Linked DNA regions of Homo sapiens: region 1 is linked to region 2. The links are chromatin contacts, found by Hi-C or POLR2A ChIA-PET in ENCODE. All regions are on one chromosome and are shown on one strand. The core of a region is the stretch at or near the end of the contact, and the rest is flanking DNA. Distances in the headings are between cores, read along the strand shown. Region 1 holds the start of ZNF831 (zinc finger protein 831). Region 2 has its middle 42 kb from the start of SLMO2-ATP5E.

Region 1 (3,725 bases), core at 908-3,407, 79 kb before region 2:
GCGTTAGAGACCAGCCTAGCCAAAATGGCGAAACCCCTTCTCTACTAAAAATACAAAAAAATTAGCCAGTTGTGGTGGTGAGCACCTATAATCCCAGCTACTCAGGAGGCTGAGGCAGAAGAATCGCTTTAACCCAGAAGGTAGAGGTTGTAGTGAGCTGATCATGCCACTGCACTCCAACCTGGGTGACAGAGCGAGATTACAGCTCCAAAAAAGAAAAAAAGAAGAAAAAAAAAGGAACTACAAGGAAAGCAATGAAAACATACAAAGATCTCTCACTTGGTAACAAGCCAGTACTGAGAACAAGCTTCCTACCTATGCCCCAAAGTCACTCTGCAGAAATCCCTGAGTGTGACCTTCCAGCATAACTCAGCCTTCCCTGCCATGCCACACCCAGACAGGCAGCATGGTGGGTAAAGTTCCCAGACCCTGGAGATAAGACCTGTCTTTGAACCTTTGCTCTGCTACCTATAAACCCTGTAACCTGGAATAAGTCACTTAAACTCTCCATGCTGTGTTTTCCTTATCTGAAAAGTGGGGCTCATGTTCATTTGTTCAAAGGATTGGATAAAACCATAGATGTGATTTGTCCAGACGTGGTAGACTCTCCCTGTGTCTGTTCCTGCCCCACTCCCCTAACCAAACAGCCTACCCTACCTCCCTTTTACAGTCTTGGTTCTCTGCTTACATGATGTTCATGGTCTCTACCAGGAGAAAAGTCTCTCTAGCTGGTAACTCCACGGCGCCTGATAGTGAGCCCATTTCCCCTAGGCAGGTGCTTTTGGGTAACCCTGCTCACATGGCACTCCTCCTTCAGGACCAACCCTCCCCAGCTTCCCAGCGGAAGCACAGCTAAGGAAGCAAATCTCACAGACCCCAACATTGCCACAGAACCTAAGTGTTCTCTCTGATTAATATTAGCCTATGGTCCTAAATACTTGCTCTTAGCTGGGGCAATAAAGCGAGGGTGGTTAAAAGGCATATTATTTTAAACTGGCCCTGACGTTGATTCTGTTTTTCCCAGTCAGCTAATGTTACCATTTTTCTAAGTTGCATCCTGTCCCTCGTTGCATTTTGGTAGATAACATCTCTGGTTTCATTCTTACAGAAAGATTTGCTACGGGAAAGGAGAAACACGTTACCTCTCAGAGCATGGCTTCCATGGCTGATCTGAGATAGCCTCCAGCTCTTTGCTATTTTGGATACTGGGAAGTCAGATATGTGTATAAATACATGGACTATTGGCCCTTGTAAATCTCATTGAAAAATGCTACCCTTGGGTGGCTGATCAGTAGAATTGCTATAAATAGTAGCTCTATCAAATACCTTGATATTTCAATTATATTATATACAAATAAAAAACTTGGCCTAATAAAACATACATATATATGTGTATATATATACCACACATACTTGGGCTAATATGTTCTAACCAATTCACACTTTCAGTTTAATTAGGTTCATCACTGGGAAAAAAAACAGTTTATAAAGCAATAAATTTTCTTATAAATGTTTTTCTGTTTAGTAGAACATGGATTGTGGACCTGGTTTCTGACAGCCATTTTGAATTGTAGTAAATATTTTGACAAAAGCAACAGCAGTATTAAGCACATGAGAGAATTACTTGAACTGGGTCACACACAGTTTTACGTAGCATTTTCCCTTTAACTGCGTGCTTGAAGATAAATATATCATTAAGAACATAGAGTAAAAGAGTTTTTTTTTAACTGACATTTTATATATGCTTATGTCATGGAGCATGTTACATACCTTTATAAACAGTGGAGTGTTTTCAGCCAATGATGCTCTGATTCAAACACAATGATCTGGTTGCCCAGAGAAGACACCCACAGGTCCAGAAAGGACCACTGGGCTGGCCCCACAGAGAAGAGATGAGCTCAAGAGCCCGTGCTCTCACTCTCTGTAGGGAGCTCGCTACTCTTTGCTGAGAGGGCATTTTAGTGTTCTCTCCCAGTTCCTACTCTGCAGGCAGCATCTCAGAGAACGGAGAGATGCTCCCTGAGCCTTAGAAAATAAAATAAAATAAAAGAGGGCAGCCTCCTGTGGCTTGGCCTTTATGTCAAGTCCACGTTTAACTGAGAAAAGCACCATTTCAAGCAACCTGGAAGAGACTCAAGCAGAGATAAAACTTGGTATGGCCCAGAAATAGGAAGTAAATTATTTCCTATACATTACCTAACGTCACGGTAGCAACCCTTAGAAAACAGGAAGAGATAGAAGCAGACACGAAAAAAAAAAAAAAAGAGCCACCGCTCAGCTCTTTAGTAATTGTTACTATTGACCTAACAACCTATAAAGAGCTTGCTGCCCAGAAATGTAGGTGTGCAAAAAAACATTGCATTAGAGATGAGGTTGTTCTGTGCAGGCAAGTTTAAGAATTAGAGCCTAGGTGGTCGTTTTCCTGGAGATGTGGATGGAACAAGTGTTTGCAGAACCTCCACATGTAACCCCAGAGGTTCCTGAGGGCCCAGAATGAGCATTTCCACTGCAATTGACTATGGTGGGAGGTCCCAGTGAAAGATTTCTGCGATGCTGTCTTTATGTAAAATGGTGATATTTTGTTCAACATGGATTTGTTTGAATTAGGTTTTATTTTTAAGATATGGCACTGATCACTCTATTCAACATAGTACTGAAAATCCTAGCCAGAGCAATCAGGCAAGAGAAAGAAATAAAAGGCATCCAAATAGGAAAAGAGGAAGTCAAGTTATCTCTCTTCACTGATGATATGATTCTATATCTAGAAAACCCTAAAGTTGCCACCAAAAGACTCCTAGACCCAATGAATGACTTCAGTAGTTTAAGGATACAAAAATCAATGTACAAAAATCAGTAGCATTTCTATACACCAGTAATGTTCAAGCCGAGAGCCAAATCAAGAACACAATCCCATTTACAATAGCAACACACACACACACACACACACACACACACACACACACCTAGGAATACATCTAACCAAGGAGGTGAAAGATCTCTACAAGGAGAACTACAAAATACTACTGAAAGAAAACAAACAAATGATAAAACACTCCATGCTCATGGATTATAAGACTCAATATCATTAAAATGTCCATACTGCTCAAAGCAATTCAACACTATTCCTATCAAATTACCAATGTCATTTTTCACAGAATTAGAAAAAAACTATTCCAGAATTCATATGGAACCAAAAAGGAGCCCGAATAGCCAAAGCAATCCTAAGCAAAAATAACAAAGCCAGAGGCATCACATTATCTGACTTCAAACTATACTACAAGGCCACAATAACCAACACAGCATGGTATTGGTATAAAAATAGACACACAGACCAATGGAACAGAATAGAGAACCCAGAAATAAAGCTGCACACCTAAAACCAACTGATTTTCAACAAAGTCAACAAAAATAAACAGTGAAAGAAAGGACCCCCTATTCAATAAATGGTGCTGGGGAAACTAGCTAACCATATGCAGAAGAATGTTGAATAGAGTGATTAGTGCCACTCTAATTCCAGAATGAAACTGGACTCTTACCTCTCAATATATACAAAAATTAACCCAAAATGAATTAAATACTTAAATGTAAGACTTCAAACTATAAAAATCCTACAAGAAAACCAAGGAAATACTCTTCTGAATGTCAGCCTAGACAAAGAATTTAAGACTAAGTCCTCAAAAGCAAATGCAACAAAAATAAATATTGACAACTGGTACCTAATTAAA
Region 2 (4,077 bases), core at 689-3,188:
GATTTTATTAGAAGGATTATAACCTTTCTGGCTGATATATGCTTACATTATTTGCATTTAATTTAATTGGAGTTTTGAAGGAAGTGCTGTAAAATCAAATTCAGTGTTTTTATATCATTTGATATTTGTTTCCTATTTTTGCAGCACCAGTAATCAAGGGTCTTATCTTTGAAAGCAGTTTACATAACCATGTTTTGATGTTTTCAAAACTTGTCTAGAAAATAAGACCCCCTAAAATCACGATTTGTGTCTTCAAAGTTTTCCTTTGTTAATTTTTAGGTTAATGGATATTTAGCTGAATCTTTCTTTATGTAGAAGATTTTGTTTGAAACTGTACTTTGTCCTCATGATAAATTGGAATGTCTTAATTTTGAACTTATGTCCTACTGAGTGACCTAATTTCTTTATGAATCTCACGGATGGAGCAGGCAAGTAATCTTGAGTATCAAGCAGATTCATTTTTAAATGCAATTATGCATTCATTCTGCCCCAGAAAAGTTTCATCCTAACTAATCTTTGACCTGACAGCTGAGGGTGGCACAGCAACACCACTGAAAGTCTAGAAGACACAGGTGCACAGCATTTTGTTCCTAGGGTTACCTTTTTTCAGCAACTAATTGTATTTCACTGGAGGAAATTTTTAAATGAAGCAAATAGGGGGAAATAGTGATTTTTCTCCATACATGAATAAAAGTTAATGTTATGAGGCATTTCACACTTTTCTTTTATGTTAAAATTTTATTCTCTGCATATGTTTGTAACTTATAAAACTGCTTGTGTGCCCCGTGTATGTCCTAGAAGAAAGAAAGGGTTCTGGAACCTACTGTCTTTTCATCTCTACCTGGCAAGTACTATTTGAGTTTCTAGAATGAAAATAGGAAAATTGATTAGTCCATTCAGTATTCCAAAGAAAATCTGAAAGAAAGGTTAAAATCTAATAAGAAGCTGGCATTTGTCTTTAGGTCTTGTTTATGTCTCAGTGCCCAGAATCAAAAAAGGCTATGGGTTCTCAGCAGAGACGCAATGATGTTGGCCATAGAGGACACCGTCAGATCAAACCCTATCAGTCCATTTCCTTTGCTTCTTAGCCCATTAGAGCAAAGATTTTTAATTTTCTTTTGAAATGCCTTGAAGTTATAGAGTAAGACAAAACAAAATATTGCCTGAACAGGAGCATTAAATTTTTTTTTTCTTTTTTTGAGACAGAGTCTCACTCTGTCACCAGGCTGGATCGCAATAGCACGATCTCGGCTCACTGCAACCTCCACCTCCTGGGTTCAAATGATTCTCCTGCCTCAGCCTCCTGAGTAGCTTGGGACTACAGGCACGTGGCACCATACCCAGCTAATTTTTGTATTTTTAGTAGAGACGGGGTTTCACCATATTGACCAGGATGGTCTTGATCTCTTGACCTCATGATCCACCCACCTTGGCCTCCCAAAGTGCTGGGATTACAGGCGTGAGGCAAAAAAATATATTTTTTTGAGACAGGGTCTCACTCTGTTGCCCAGGCTAGAGAGGCTGAGTGGCCCAACTGGTTTCATAATTCTCATTACAGAGAAAATCCAAGTATTTCTAATCCTCATAATGAAAAGCATTTCATAAACCTCATTTTTTTTGTTGTTTTTTTGAGACAGGGTCTCACTCTGTTGCCCAGGCTGGAGTGCAGCAATGTGACCAAGGGTCACTGCAGCCTCGACCTCCTGGGCTCAAGCGATTCTCCTGTCTCACCCTTCCCAAATGCTGGGATTAAAAGCATGAGCCACCATACCCAGCCCAAAAACATTTTAATGGGGCACTGAAACAAGGGTAACTAGTTCATTAAAAAAAAATAGTATGGAACCCGGTTTGAGTGTACAGCTGCAAATCCACATGTTCGAGCCAGCTGGACAGCTTCTCCAGGCCACATTCTCTGCCAAGAACAGCCGGGAACCCCTGCCAAGGACTCAACCCTCTTCTCCCTGGGCGGGTGTTGGTTTTGGCTCAGATTCGGTCCCACCTAGACAGTTTCCAGCATTGCAGGTGAAGCAATTAACTGTAAATTTTTTTTAATTAAATTTTAAATGATTTTTAACTAGGAAATGTGCTCCTGTATGCAATGTTGTCCAATCTTCACTCACCCACACCCCTTCACAATTTTTGCCACATCCCTGCACCATCTGTACCATTATTTGCTTTCCTCTTCCCTTAATGGATTTATTTATTTTATCTAAATAGGTTTATTTTAAAAGAGAACTTTATGAAACTACCGTGAATGGGGAAAAAATGGCATCACTAGCCTGGAACAGAAAGTCACCCTCTGGAATGACAAAGGAGCCAGCATGTGCCTGGGCCATCAAGCTGCCCATTCAGCCATGCTGAGTCTTGCCTGCCCACCTCATCTCCCGCCTCACGCCAGATCACACTGCCTAATATTTTACTCAGATGTCTTCTTCAGTTCCCCATTGGAGCCAAAAGTCTCCTTCCCCTGCCCTCTGCTGAGCTGGGGGTCACTGTGCCCTGTCTCTCAGCTCCTCTCGGAGCTTTCTCCAGCCTTCAGCTCTCAAATGTCTTCAGCCTCTCTGCTAACTCATCCTGGCCTGAAGCAATTCTTGCCTGGATTCTCTCCCGACTCAAGACATCCCTCTAAGCGGATTCACGCCCGCCACTCCAAGCCTTTTGGGAAAAACACCTTGCCTCCATAGCTCAGCCGCCTTCTTAGGCCCAGGAACTCAGCCATATCCTACCCATGTAGCTGAAGGTACTCCTTGGAAGGCCCCCAGTTCCTAGATACCAAGTGCTTCTGGGCCCTCCTTCCCGTCCAGCCCAAACTTCCTGTGAGCCAGCTTTTCTTGAAGCATCCTCGTAATTCATTGAACATATAGGAATTTAGGAAGTCCCTCCATGCCCTTTCTCCTGCCGCTCTGCTGTCCTGTCCCCTCTTCCCCTAGTTGGAGGGCATTCCCAAGAACACACCTCTGGTCTTTATCACTTTCCTCTTTCTCCATGCCCTTGGCAGGAAGATGCAATCGCCAGATTTCACTACGTGTGACCCCAGGCAAGTAATATATTTAACTGCCTTGGGCCTCAGTTTTCACATCTGTAGAGTGTGGTGATGGTAGTCCCTAGATCAATGGGATGTGAATCACCTAGTGCAAGTAAAGCGTTCAGCGTTCTGCCCAGAATTCAGTGGATGCTCAATGGATGTTAGCCCTTATCCACCTGCCATGATGTAATAATGCCCAAGTTCACATGGACAACCCACAACCCTGGGAGAGGCTGTAATGTGTACACACAGGTTCACCCTGATCCCTCCTCCTAAGGCCAATATTCAATGCATATGTACCAAATGCCTGTGAGGCACTGCTATTCTCGGCACTGGACAGCCCATTTATGGCCTGAGGGTAGGGCCAGTGATGCTCAGTCCACCAGGCTCTGAGCATGTGGTCTGGAATGTGGTAGACACTCCTCAAATACTTTTTGGATGAATGAATATCAGCCTCTGCTAATAGGAAAGAAAATTAGGTGAGATCAGAAGGGAACCTTCATGATAACAATTAGTAACATCTAGACAAGCAATTGTGTTTACAGAGAGAACCTGAAAGAATTAAAGTAACTATAGAAGCAGGAAAACTGAAATTTTTTGAAATGCAGTGAAAGCTCATTCTTTCATAGAATAATTCCATTTTTTTTAATGTCATGCAATTCATAGTCACATGATTCCCTGTTTTGAAATTTTTCGTTTTTACCAAGTTTTCTTAAAGGATGAAAATACAGATATTTTCATTTGGGTAGCTTTCTTTTAACAGCAACTTGAAATAGTAGTAAAAAATAGTAAACAAATATCAGATTTTATTTCATTATAGGAAAATTGATCACATTTTGATATACTTTATGAATAAAAGAATGAGCTCTTATTAAGGATTTTAAGCAAATTACATTTTGTTAAAGGATTATTTAAATGCAGTAGGTTGGCTTATTTTCTTGACATGCTATTTCTTTTAAGTATATTTCTTTTTAGTGCATTCCAAAGTCACATAACTTAATTATGTTACTGTAATTACCTCAATATTATCTCAACTAAGAGGCTGAAGTCTT

What was found. Hi-C counts contacts between places; a loop is a spot of excess contacts on that map. ChIA-PET counts read pairs that join two places held with the same protein, here RNA polymerase II (POLR2A). Pooled maps may share reads with other maps.
Region 1: a map of CD4-positive, alpha-beta memory T cell shows a loop between it and region 2 (2.9-fold over the local background). The contact joins the promoter of ZNF831 here to the enhancer-like site in region 2. A Hi-C loop is called at or near these places in 10 of 168 maps with a recorded cell type or tissue (A673, CD4-positive, alpha-beta memory T cell, CD8-positive, alpha-beta T cell and 5 more), 3 of 37 single-sample maps with no recorded cell type and 17 of 50 pooled maps. POLR2A ChIA-PET finds 5 or more read pairs at or near these places in 14 of 52 experiments (CD4-positive, alpha-beta T cell, CD4-positive, alpha-beta memory T cell, CD8-positive, alpha-beta T cell and 9 more).

What each region holds. Positions count from the first base shown.
Region 1 is chr20:59,162,253-59,165,977 of GRCh38, reverse strand. It overlaps ZNF831 (zinc finger protein 831), which reads right to left and starts at 2,157. Exons shown (of 6, transcript NM_178457.3): 1 at 1,771-2,157.
Region 2 is chr20:59,082,497-59,086,573 of GRCh38, reverse strand. No RefSeq gene overlaps it. Among named protein-coding and RNA genes, the nearest start is that of SLMO2-ATP5E, 42 kb to the right of the region's middle. Within about 2 kb of position 1,938, at least 3 of the 41 ENCODE cell types and tissues checked have a DNase peak (open chromatin) inside an H3K27ac peak, as active enhancers do.